Regions from separate parts of the Homo sapiens genome. Here all the other regions are linked to region 2. Evidence: chromatin loops called from intact Hi-C (ENCODE). Cell type or tissue: heart right ventricle. All regions are shown on one strand. Each heading gives the region's core, and the rest is flanking DNA. Links, peaks and the distances in the headings are about the cores only. Region 1 holds the start of PEAK3 (PEAK family member 3). Region 2 overlaps TMPRSS9 (transmembrane serine protease 9). Region 3 overlaps OAZ1 (ornithine decarboxylase antizyme 1).

Region 1 (4,084 bases), core at 1,157-3,656, 110 kb after region 2:
ATCTGATCTGCACTTGTTTAACCCTGCTTCTCTTTGCCTTACCCTGCTCCTCCACCCGGGTTCCAATAAAACTTTATTGACAAAAACAGAGGCTCGGCCCATAGTTTGCCGGTTAGGTTTTGTGAAACATTCAGTAAAATGATGTTTATCTTGATTACTGAGGTGCATGTTTGTCTGTTTTTGCATTGTTTTATTATTTATTATTGATTTATTTTTGTGATAGGGTCTCACTCTGTTGCCCAGGCTGGAGTTCAGTGTTATGATCATAGCTCCCTGCAGCCTCGACCTCCTGGACTCAAGCAATGCCCCCACCTCAGCCTTCTGAGTAGCTGGGACCACAGGCACACGCCACTGTGCCAGGCTCATGTTTTATTTTTTGTAGAGATGGGGTCTCACTGTGTTGCCCAGGATGGTACCAAACTCCTGGGCTCAAGTGATCCACCCACCTCAGCCTCTCAAAGTGCTGGGATTACAGGCATGTGCCCAGCCTTTGCATCATTTTAAACTCTGTGGCGGGCGCAGTGGCTCACGCCTGTAATCCCAGCATTTTGGGAGGCTGAGGCGGGCAGGTCACCTGAGGTCAGGAGTTCGAGACCAGGCTGGCCAACACGGTGAAACCCCAACTCTACTAAAAATAATAATAATAATACAAAAATTAGCCAGGTGTGGTGGTGCACGCCTGTAGTACCAGCTACTTGGGAGCCTGAGGCAGGAGAATTGCTTGAACCCGGGAGGCGGAGGTTGCAGTCAGCCAAGATTGCGCCACTGCACTGCAGCCTGGACAACAGAGTGAGACTCCATCTCAAAAATAAATAAATAAAATAAAAATTAACCAGGCATGGTGGTGCACACCAGTGGTCCCAGCTACTCAGGAGGCTGAGGTGGGAGAATCACTTGAGCCCAGGAGGCGGAGGCTGCAGTGAGCTATGATCACACCACGGCACTCCAGCCTAGGGGACGGAGCTAGACCCTGCCTCAAAGAAAAAAAAGTGTGGCATGGGACCCACTCAAGGGAAGTTCATAAGAAAAATGTAGTCTCCTTCCCCTCCTGCCCCTTCTCAGGGGATTGGGGGAGGCCAGGGGGACTCAGCAGTGGCTCTGTGGACCTCTGCTCCCAGCCTCGAGCTGCTGCGTGACCCTGGATGGAGCCCCTACTCTTTCTGGGCCCATTTTCCCTAAGGGAAACGGGATCGGGGATCCCACATAAAATACACTCAATCCTTGCAGCAAAAACATCTTTGGGGCCGGGCAGGGTGGCTCACACCTGTGATCCTAGCACTTTGGGAGGCCGAGGAGGGAGGATCGCCCCAGGAGCTCGTTCCAGGCTGCAGTGAGCTGGGATTGCACCACTGCGCTCCAGCCTGGGCAACAGTGTGAGACCCTGTCTCCAAAGAAAAAGACAGTTTTGACAGGCACGCAGTTCAGCTGGAATTTCACCCCGCGTCTGCTTTTCCTTGGGTTTTTTCCATTCTTGATTTTTCCATTTATGGTGATTTTATCTAAAACGTCTTTTCTAAATAAATGCATCGAGGCAGTGAGGAAGGGGGAAGGGGGAAAACGAGCCGATTCCATCTTTTCAAAGAAAAATCCAGCAGGCGTGGCTGTTAGCAGGCGGGATGTGGGAGCCACTCTTCTTTCTTCGCCGGAGCACGGAGAGGGTGGGGATTTGCCCGCAGTCACACAGCGAGGCGCGGCAGAGCCGGGAGGGTCCTCGCCCACGCTCCACATTCGGGGGCCCTGGGATGGGGCAGGGGGCCGCTGGGGGCTCCTCAGATGCTGCCGCAGGAGGGGAGGTGGTTCCCGGGGAAGTGAAACCCACAGACCCCACTTGCACCTTCTCCAGGGACAGCCGCCACCGTGTTCTGTGCGCTCCCCTACGGTGGGCCAGCTCTGCCCCTCTCTCCCCATCTCACAGGGCTCCCCACTGCCCCGCACCCCAGCCTGGCCTCTGAGGCTGTGGGGGGCCTTCCACTGCCCCCACCCGGCTGTCAGCCCTGGGGCTATTGACTTTCAGATCCCACCTCCTGGTCTCTGTCCAGGCTGTTCCCTCCCGGTTACATCCTGTCCTCTGCGGGCGGGCAGGGGAGGCGGCGGCCTCGGCTGCTGGGGAAGTGTTGCAGAAATGTCCCCTCCCCACCCCGGGCTGCGGTCTGACAGTGGGCCGGACGTTTTCCTGTCAGCTGCCGGCGCCAGGTCAGACCCCTCCTGCGAGGCCAGGGGCTGTGGCCATTGGGAGTTTGTCCCCACGGACCCCTCCTCCCCCAGAGGGCACGCCAGTCTTGAAGGTAGGGGGCTCCTGGAGCGGGGAGCTGGACAGAAGCGGCCACTTTTTGAGGTTGGGATCTGGGCGGGGGTGGGTCGAGGCCTGGCTGCCGGCAGCAACCGCACGGCTGAGCCCTCGGGGATGAGGCCTGAGTGTGGATCCCTGGGTCCCTGGACACTGTCTCCCCCGCAACTGACCCCCAAAGGCCTGTCCTCAGGCTGAACACTCTGTCCCCATCCCAAACGTGCAGAGGGGGGTCCTTCCCACTGCCTGGAAAATTGATGGGTGACAGACCTGCCTCATGATTGAGGAAGTGGGCCCAGAGAGGGCAGGAAACCCACTCGGGATCACACAGCAGGGCCCCAGAGAGGGCAGGAAACCCACTCAGAATCACACAGCAGGGGCCCAGAGAGAGTAGGAAACCCACTCGGGATCACACAGCAGGGCCCCAGAGAGGGCAGGAAACCCACTCGGGATCACACAGCAGGGCCCCAGAGAGGGCAGGAAACCCACTCGGGATCACACATCAGGGGCCCAGAGAGGGCAGCAAACCCACTCAGGATCACACAGCAGGGCCCCAGAGAGGGCAGCAAACCCACTCAGAATCACACAGCAGGGGCCCAGAGAGAGTAGGAAACCCACTCGGGATCACACAGCAGGGCCCCAGAGAGGGCAGGAAACCCACTCAGAATCACACAGCAGGGGCCCAGAGAGAGTAGGAAACCCACTCGGGATCACACAGCAGGGCCCCAGAGAGGGCAGGAAACCCACTCGGGATCACACATCAGGGGCCCAGAGAGGGCAGCAAACCCACTCAGGATCACACAGCAGGGCCCCAGAGAGGGCAGCAAACCCACTCAGAATCACACAGCAGGGGCCCAGAGAGAGTAGGAAACCCACTCGGGATCACACAGCAGGGGCCCAGAGAGGACAGGAAACCCACTCGGGATCACACAGCAGGGGCCCAGAGAGGACAGGAAACCCACTCGGGATCACACAGCAGGGTCAAAACTGGACAAGGGAGTGGAGTGTGGGTGCGCCTGTTCTCACCAAGGGCCCTGGAGCAGGAGGCCTCGACGGTCTCCCAGGCCCCAGCACTCACGGACCCCTCCCCATGTCGCCCTGTGCGTGCACACGGTCACCCCACACACGCCCCGTTTGACCTTTCCCCAGCAACATGAGCAGCCCGGAGCCCCCCACAGAGCCCCCCGAGCCCGACAACCCCACCTGGTCGACTCAGCCCACGTATAGCAACCTTGGTAAGCAGCTCCCCAGGGAGCCCTGGGCTGCGGGGGTGCAGGGAGCGGCAGGGGGGTGCAGGGAGCGGCAGGTGGGTGCAGGGAGCGGCAGGAGGTTGCCGGGCACCATGGCCTCTGGGAACAGCAGCAGCTGGTAAAATGAGTGACCTCCGGGAAGGCCCGGAGTAGGCCAGGGCTGAAAAATAACCTGTGGGTTGGTGGGCGGGGCGTGGTGGCTCACGCCTGTAATCCCAGCACCTTGGGAGGCTGAGGCAGGTGGATCCCTTGAGGCCAGGAGTTCAAGACCGGCCTGGGCAATATAATGAGACCCGCCCCCCATCTCTACAAAACAAAAAAAATGAGATGGACATGGTGTCAAGAGCCTGCAGTCCCAGCTGCTCGGGAAGCTGAGGTGGGAGGATCCCTTGAGCCCAGGAGGTCAAGGCTGCAGTGAGCCATGAAATAGAAAAAAATATATACCATTAAAAAGAGAGAGAGGCTGGGCACGGTAACTCATGCCTGTAATCCCACCCTTTAATCCCAGCACTTTGGGAGGCCAAGGAGGAGGATCACTTGAGGCCAG
Region 2 (4,084 bases), core at 968-3,467:
CTCCCTTTGTTGCCCAGGTTGGAGTGCAGTGGCATGATCTCGGCTCACTGCAACCTCCACTTCCCGGGTTCAAGCAATTCTCCAACCTCAGCCTCCTGAGTAGCTGGGATTACAGGCGCGTACCAGTCTGCCCAGCTAATTTTTGTATTTTAGTAAAGACAGGGTTTCACCCATGTTGGCCAGGCTGGTCTCAAACTCCTGACCTCATGATCTACCTGCCTCAGCCTCCCAAAGTGCTGGGATTACCGGGGTGAGCTACTATGCCTGGCCCTGGCTAATTGTTTGCATTCTTTTGTAGAGACAGGGTTTCCCCATGTTACTGTGTCCGAAATTCGTGGGTTCTTGGTCTCACTGACTTCAAGAATGAAGCTGCGGATCCTCACGCTGAGTGTTACATTTCTTAAAGATGGTGTGTCCGGAGTTTGTTCTTGCTGATGTTCGGATGTGTTCGGAATTTCTTCCTTCTGGTGGGTTCGTGGTCTTGCTTGCTTCAGGAGTGACGCTGTAGACCTTCCCAGGGAGTGTTGCAGCTCTTAAGGCAGCGTGTCTGGAGTTGTTCATTCCTCCTGGTGGGTTTGTGGTTTTGCTGGCCTCAGGAGTGAAACTGCAGACCTTCACAGTGAGTGTTACAGCTCATAAAAGCATCTCACACCCAACGAGTGAGCAGCAGCAAGATTTCTCGCAGAGAATTAAAAAACAAATCCTCTACACTGTGAAAAGGTCCCCAAGCCGGTTGCCGCTGCTGGCTCCAGCAGTCCGCTTTTATTCCCTTATCTGGCCCCACCCACATCCTCCTGATTGGCCCATTTTACAGAGCGCTGATTGGTCCATTTTACAGAGAGCTGACTGGTCCGTTTTGACAGGGTGCTGATTGGTGTGTTTACAATCCCTGAGCTAGACGCAGGGTGCTGATTGGTGCATTTACAAATCTTTAGCTAGACACAAAAGTTCTCCAAGTCCCCACTAGATTAGCTAGACACAGAACACTGATTGGTGCGATTGGTGCATTTGCAAACCTTGAGCTAGACACAGGGTGCTCATTGGTGCATTTACAAACCTTTAGCTAGACTTAAAATTTCTCCAAGTCCCCACTAGATTAGCTAGACACAGAGCACTGATTGGTGTGTTTATAAACCTTGAGCTAGACACAGAGTGCTTATTGGTGCATTTACAATCCTCTAGTTAGACATAAAAGTTATCCAAGTCCCCACCAGATTAGCTAGACACAGAGTGTTCACTGGTGCATATACAATCCTCCAGCTAGACATAACAATTCTTCAAGTCCCCACTCGACTCAGGAGCCCAGCTGGCTTCGCCCGGCCCTGGCTAATTTTCTGCATTTTTTGTAGAGACAGGGTTTCACCATGTTACCAGGCTGAACTGGAACTCCTGGGCTCAAGCAATCCTCCCGTTTCAGCGTCCCAGAGAGCTGGGATTACTGGCGTGAGCCACTACGCCTGGCATCATGTCCTTTTTTCTTTTTCTTTTTTATTTTTTATCAGGGTGTCACTCTGTCTCCCAAGCTGGAGTGCAGTGGTGTGATCATAGCTCACTGCAGGCTCCAACTCCTGGGCTCAAGCAATCCTCCCACCTCAGTCTCCCGAGTAGCAGGGACTACTGGCACGCACAACCACTCATTTTCACTGAAAACATTATAAAATTTTAATTTTAAATGTTTCTTGTCTTCATTATTTAATTTTTTGTAGAGATGGGGTCTTGCTATGTTGCCTAGGTTGGTCTCGAACTCCTGAGCTCAAGCAATCCTCCTGCCTCAGCCTCCCAGAGTGCTGGGATTACAGGCAGGAGCCACCACACTTGGCCTTAAGTGCTTCTTGAAAGACTTCCTGATGGGGCGTGGTGGCTCATGTCTGTAATCCCAGCACTTTCGGAGGCCAAGGCAGGTGGATCACTTGAGGTCAGCAGTTTGAGACCATCCTGGCCAATATGGCAAAACCCTATCTCTACTAAAAATACAAAAATTAGCTCGGCGTAGTGGCACACACCTGTAATCTCAGCTACCCAGGAGGCTGAGGCAGGAGAATCGCTTGAACCTGGGTGGTGGAGGTTGTGATGAGCTGAGATTGTGCCACTGCACTCTGTCGCGCCTGGGAGACAGAGTGAGACTCCATCTCAAAAAAAAAAAAAAAGACTTCCTTTCCTTTCAGGGGGGTCCTGATGGGAATTATATTTATCTGTTTTTCCCAAAATGTATTTGTTACAATGCAGATGAGAAACTCTGCCCCGCCCCTGCCTCTCACTAGGTGATGGACACACACACACACACACGCATGCACACATAGATACACACGCAGACACACACATGCATGCACAAACGCATGCAAATGAACACGTGTGCACCATGCACACACTCATGAACACACAAATACACTCACACGAGGAACCCAAATTGTATTGTACTTGGTACCTACAGCCACTAGAGGGCCTCAGTCAAACATGTCTGGCTCTGGGAGTTTCCAGAAGTTCCACAAATATTTTTTAAAAAAAAGAAAAAAGAAAAAAAAAAACCTAGGAGGATTCTCATAGGATCGCGAACTTACTATTTTGCCACACGAGAGCATTTCTCCCCAAATTGCTGTTTATTATCATCATTTAAATGTTAAAATTAACTTTTTTTTTTTTTTTTTTTTTTGAGATGGAATTGCTCTGTTGCCCAGGCTGGACTGCAAGGGCATGATCTCGGCTCACTGCAATCTCTGCCTCCTCCTGGGCTCAAGCAATTCTCCTGCCTCAGCCTCCCAAGTAGCTGGGATAACAGGCGTGCACCACCATGCTCAGCTATCTTCCTTCCTTCCTGCCTACCTGCCTGCCTGCCTCCCTCCCTCCCTCCCTCCCTTTCTTTCTTTCTTTCTTTCTTGTATTTTTAGTAGAGATGGGGTTTCACCATGTTGGTCAGGGTGGTCTCGAACTCCTGACCTCATGATCTGCTCACTTCAGCCTCCCAAAAAGTTGAGATTACAGGTATGAGCCACTGCACCCGGCCTTATTTTAAATTTATTATTATGTTTTTATTTTTTGAGATAGAGTCTCACTCTGTCACCCAGGCTGGAGTGCAGTGGTGCGATCTCAGCTCACTGCAACCTCTGCCTCCCAGGTTCAAGCGATTCTCCTGCCTCAGCCTCCTGAGTAGCTGGGACTGCAGGTGCCACCACGCCTGGGTAATTTTTTGTATTTTCTGTAGAGGCAGGGCTTTATCATGTTGCCTAGGCTGTTCTCAAACTCCTGGGCTCCGATGGTCCTCCCGCCTCAGCCTCCCAAAGTGCTGGGATTACAGGCGGGAGCCACCACGCCCAACCCAGTTGCTCGGTTTTATAAAAATACTTTTGGGGCCGGGCGCGGTGGCTCATGCCTGTAATCCCAGCACTTTGGGAGGCTGAGGCGGGCGGATCATGAGGTCAGGAGATCGAGACCATCCTGGCTAACACGGTGAAACCCCGTCTCTACTAAAAATACAAAAAATTAGCCGGGGGTGGTGGCGGGCGCCTGTAGTCCCAGCTACTCGGGGAGGCTGACACAGGAGAACGGTGTGAACCCGGGAGGTGGAGCTTGCAGTGAGCCGAGATATCACACCACTGCACTCCAGCCTGGGCGACAGAGAGAGACTCCGTCTCAAAAAAAAAAAAAAACAAAAAAAAAAACTACTTTGGGTATTTTGCTGATTTGCCAAAATTTAAAACAAGGTCATTTCCCTGTCTCTGTTTCTCTGTCACCCCAGCTGTGAAAACTTCCTTCGGGAGCTTCTTTAGTCGGGAAAACTGACACACGTAGGAACTCATCTGCTCCACTCCCCGCCCACCCGCCTGGCCTAGGGCAGCCTTCATCTCCACGCCTAGACACTGCCCTTTGATTCCAGATGGCCAAGGAGACACCATCAAGTCACTTCCCGGTGACTTTGCACATGTCCCTTGTATTGCGAACCCAGCCAATCCCATAGCCACTTACCCAAAAGGACTCCCAGGGTGAGGACGACAAGGCTGGTGGCCACCACGCCAATGCTGGCCGCTCGACAGCACGCGGCATCCAGAGCGGGGACTTCCTTGGTTGTCCTGGGCACGAGGTGTACGTC
Region 3 (4,084 bases), core at 755-3,254, 120 kb after region 2:
TTGCTGCTGGTGGCACCTCGGGGCTGTGCGACGACGGGGCCCCCACGCCTGCTCCTCACTGACTTTGGCCGCGTCTGTCTGCAGCCCCCTGGACCCCCGGGATCCCCGGGCCCCCACGCGCCGCAGCTGGGCAGCCTCCTCCGAGCGCTGCTCAGCCTTGCTGCGCCCTCGACCACGCCTTTGGCCGCGGGCCTGGAGCTCCTGGCAGCACAGCTGACCCGCTTGCGGCCCTCGGCGTCCCGGACGCGGGGCGCGCTGCAGGCGCTGCTCTGGGGGCCCGGGCCTGAGCTGCGCGGCCGCGGAGCACCGCTTGGTCCCTGGCTCCGAGCGCTCGGGCCCTGGCTGCGGGTGCGCCGCGGGCTGCTGGTCCTGCGCCTAGCAGAGCGGGCCGCAGGTGGGGAAGCTCCCAGCCTCGAGGACTGGCTGTGTTGCGAATACCTGGCCGAGGCCACCGAGTCCTCGATGGGCCAGGCCCTGGCGCTGCTGTGGGACTGACCCCAACCCAGGGCGAACACACCTGGTCCAGGCCTGCCCAGGAGGCAGGGCTGGGGCTGAGGTCAGCGTCTCCATGATAGCCAAGACACCCTCTTCCTGCAGAGTCCAGGAGCGCAGCAGAGAGAGCAATGCCCCACTCCAGAGCCTCCCCTCCCGTGCTGGGGATGTGGGTCAAGGGCTTCCCAGGAATGCAGCTGCCCCTCCAGGGCTGGGGGCTGGCCAGCGCCTCCTGTGTTGGGCAGCAGCTCTCTGAAGCCAGGGCCCCCACGCCACTTCCAGGTGTGGACAACCCCGCTGATCAATGTCTCTCTGTGTTCTGCCTTCCCCAGCAGCCAGGGCGCTCTTCCGCGTGGGTTCTGTCATTGTCTCCATGAGAGGCCAATGCCGGGACCAGAGGCATTCCTGGCTCTGGAGCACCCCCTTGTGCTGAAGATGGCCAGTGATTTTGGGCATGTGAATGCCCCTGTCCCTGGTGGAGAATTGCTTGGTGGTGTCACGGGAAGGGAAGGCTCCCTGGGACCTTAGACACCCAGCTCATCTCAGCGGGGTCTGGACTCACCTTCCCTAAAACAGTCCCCGCGGTTCCCTGCCACCTCCCCTCAATCCCTCTGCGCCCACCCTGCCTCCCTCCCTGTTCCTCCGTGACACACCAACTTCTTTCGCGCCCCCAAGCATTTGTGTAGGCTGTTCCCTCTGCCATACTGTTCCAGTTCCACTTTCTTTTTCTTTTTTTTTTTTTTTTTTTTTTGAGACGATCTCGGCTTACTGCAAGCTCCGCCTCCCGGGTTCACGCCATTCTCCTGCCTCAGCCTCCCGAGTAGCTGGGACTACAGGCGCCCGCCACCACGCCCGGCTAATTTTTTGTATTTTTAGTAGAGACGGGGTTTCTCCGTGTTAGCCAGGATGGTCTCCATCTCCTGACCTCGTGATCCGTCCGCCTCGGCCTCCCAAAGTGCTGGGATTACAGGCGTGAGCCACCGCGCCCGGCTACAGTTTCACTTTCTCTAAACAAATAAAGGTGCCCACTCTGGGCCATCGCTAGCTCCTTACCCTGCGTTCTCCGCCCACTCTCAGGAGCATTTATTCCTCTGTTACTGTCCACAAGGCTGTGAGTTCCCTGGGGGCAAAGGCCAGGCTTGGCACACAGTAGGTGCTCACTTAATACCACAGGATGATGTAATAAACAGGCACAGAGGAGACTCACTGGAGGGGGATGGAGTCTTCCTTTATGCCTCTGACACACTGCACTGCCCTTGCCTGTGGCTTCCTTCCTGGAGACTCAGAGTTGCCCCTCCATTCCATTCCCCATGGCAGTCCTGGGAGGATCTTTCCAACCCCAGATATGAGGTCCCTCTCCAGCTCAAACACCTCCCATGGCTCCCCAGTGCCTCAGAATACATACAGGGCTCTTCCAAAGTCTCCTCAGAGTCTCCAACCCCATGTCGTTCATCCCTGGAGGTTACTTTCCAGCCTCCACGCCTTTGCCCAAGTTGTTTTTTACACCAGAAAACAGCCCCCTCTACTCTGCTTCATACTCCTATTCATCCTGCATGGCCTCAGCTCTAATGCCCCTTCTCTGCATTTGCGCTGCCCAAATGAGCTGGGGGTATCTGTGTCCAGGTTTGTCCTCCCGGCCGACCCCACCACCGCTCAGACGGCTGAATATCCCCCCGGCCCGCTCGCCAAGTCTACAATCTTTTCGAGTTCCTCCTTTCCTCCTCTTTCCAGCCGGTTTCCCGGCCAGGCCTGGCCCTGATTTTCCGGGTGGCGCTCCCGGATGCGGCCGGCAGGTGGCGCTGCGGCCGGGCAGACGGCGGGGTTGCAGACCCGGAAGCGCTCCAGGCCACGACCCCGCCGGAAGTGCTGCTGCCCCGAACGGCGCTGCAGGTCCCTAGGGGCGGCCAGTAACACGGCGAACTCAAAAGTTGAGTTGGGAGCACAGACATCCCCATGCGCAGGCCCAGGCTGGGGCGGAAGGGGACGCGAGGCAGGAAGGGGCTTCAAGCGAGCAGTGGCAAGGCTGGCGCCAAGCTGAGGGCCCGGCCTCCCAGCCCAGGGGGTCTCCTCCGTGGGAGGGGTCCCGCAGCTGCCTGGGTGCCAAATCCCCCGCGACCCCTCCACCCAGGGCCCTCTGTGGTCCCAGGCACTCCTCCCACCAGTCCCCAGCGTCACCACCACAGAGCCAGGTGCATCGGGTGTAATCACTTTATTGGCTTTTGGAGAGCAATGGAGGGGATTAATACCTCATCTTTCCAAGTTAAAAGACTAAGACTGTTTCCAAAAGACTCCAAATAAGAAACTTCTCCTCAAAGTACAAGGATAATCTGAATCATCTTAAACCAGCAATAAAAAAGTAAAATATAAATTTTTATTTAGAATTAAAGCAAATACTTCAGTATCACAAACACAATATTAAACTTCAAGAAATACACCGCTAATTCGGAGTGAGCGTTTATTTGCACGATTACAACATGCGGACAAACCCAGGCGAGATGAGCGAGTCTACGGTTCCTACCCACCCGGCTGACAAGGGGTGGCCCCAGGGGCCGGATGCCCAGCCCCGAGGCGGCCCTACTCCTCCTCCTCTCCCGAAGACTCTCTCTCGAACGTGTAGGCCATGAAGCAAGCGTCGGGTCTCTTGGGGACAAGGGGATGCCCCGGTCTCACAATCTCAAAGCCCAAAAAGCTGAAGGTTCGGAGCAAGGCGGCTGCGGGGGAGAAGCCGTCAGAACCCCTGCCGACCAGAACCCCCCGCCCGCACCCCCCACCCCCGCAGGGAGACCGTGCCTGCGGGCTGAGAATGAAGGGGCGGCGCAGGCACCCCCACGCACCCTACTGCAGGCGATACGGGTCACCTACCTCTGTCCTCGCGGTTCTTGTGGAAGCAAATGAAGACATGGTCGGCTCGCAGCTGCTCCTCAGCGAACTCCAGGAGAACTGCAAAGCTGCAGCGAGTGTCAGCGTCTCGGCTGGCCCGACCCACCTGCCTACCTCCTGGGCCTTAGCAGCTACCCTGAGGCCCGCTCTACTCCAGGGTCCCCCTGGGGCCCAGATCGTCCTCTGGGTGGGGCCGTCCTGACACCACAGTGTTGAGCAGCACCGCTGCACCCACCCACGTGCATGCCCCATGACAGAAAAGCTCTGACACTGCCTGGCATCCCTTGGAGGGTAGAATCCCAGGGTACGAATTTGGAGTGCACTTTTTAAAAAGGGACCCCAGGCCGGGAGCGGTAGCTCACGCCTGTAATCCCAGCACTTTGGGAGGCCGAGGTGGGCGGATCACGAGGTCAGGAGTTCAAGACCAGCCTGGCCAACATAGCGAAACCTCGTCTCTACTAAAAACACAAAAATTAGCTGGGCATCGGTGGCGGGCGCCTGTAAGCCCAGCTACTCGGGAGGCTGAGGCAGGAGAATCGCTTGAACCCGGAAGGCAGAGGTTGCAGTGAGCCAAGATCATGCCACTGCACTCCAGCCTGGGCAACAAAAGCAAGACTCCATCTCAAAAAAAAAAAAAAGGGGGGACCCTGTCCCCACCAACAAAGCGATGGTGGCCCCCATATGTGCTGCCTGAAGGCAGTGCCCTCCCTCA

Evidence for each region. A loop is a pair of places that touch in the nucleus more often than their neighbours do. Peaks named below come from ENCODE experiments on the same cell type or tissue, not always from the same donor. Only the 100,000 strongest peaks of a DNase experiment are listed, where the experiment ranks them.
Region 1: a loop joins it to region 2, with 2.3 times the contacts of the local background. A loop is called at or near these places in 58 of 110 quality-filtered maps.
Region 3: it touches region 2 in a loop (4-fold over the local background); 58 of 110 quality-filtered maps call a loop at or near these places.

Annotation. Positions count from the first base shown.
Region 1 is chr19:2,280,288-2,284,371 of GRCh38, reverse strand. It overlaps PEAK3 (PEAK family member 3), which reads left to right and starts at 2,197. Exons shown (of 4, transcript NM_198532.3): 1 at 2,197-2,285; 2 at 3,437-3,522. The coding sequence starts at 3,441. RefSeq lists an enhancer at 2,342-2,481. In heart right ventricle, for the core only: no CTCF peak of the experiment used is centred there; a DNase peak (open chromatin) is centred at 2,111; H3K4me3 peaks cover 1,349 bases; H3K27ac peaks cover 924 bases; H3K27me3 peaks cover 286 bases.
Region 2 is chr19:2,389,804-2,393,887 of GRCh38, reverse strand. It overlaps TMPRSS9 (transmembrane serine protease 9), which reads right to left. Exons shown (of 19, transcript NM_001395513.1): 2 at 3,961-4,084. Among named protein-coding and RNA genes, the nearest start is that of TMPRSS9, 32 kb to the right of the region's middle. In heart right ventricle, for the core only: a CTCF peak has its summit at 2,437 (motif pointing right); no DNase peak of the experiment used is centred there.
Region 3 is chr19:2,272,091-2,276,174 of GRCh38, reverse strand. OAZ1 (ornithine decarboxylase antizyme 1) reads right to left here. Exons shown (of 5, transcript NM_004152.3): 4 at 3,355-3,440; 5 at 2,687-3,203. The coding sequence ends at 3,067. It overlaps PEAK3 (PEAK family member 3), which reads left to right. Exons shown (of 4, transcript NM_198532.3): 4 at 1-1,544. The coding sequence ends at 495. Among named protein-coding and RNA genes, the nearest start is that of OAZ1, 4.6 kb to the right of the region's middle. RefSeq lists enhancers at 190-1,124, 1,929-2,068, 3,509-3,568, 3,579-3,638 and silencers at 2,449-2,698, 3,159-3,308. In heart right ventricle, for the core only: CTCF peaks have their summits at 914 (motif pointing left), 2,082 and 2,285 (motif pointing right); DNase peaks (open chromatin) are centred at 914 and 2,304; H3K4me3 peaks cover 1,279 bases; H3K27ac peaks cover 2,179 bases.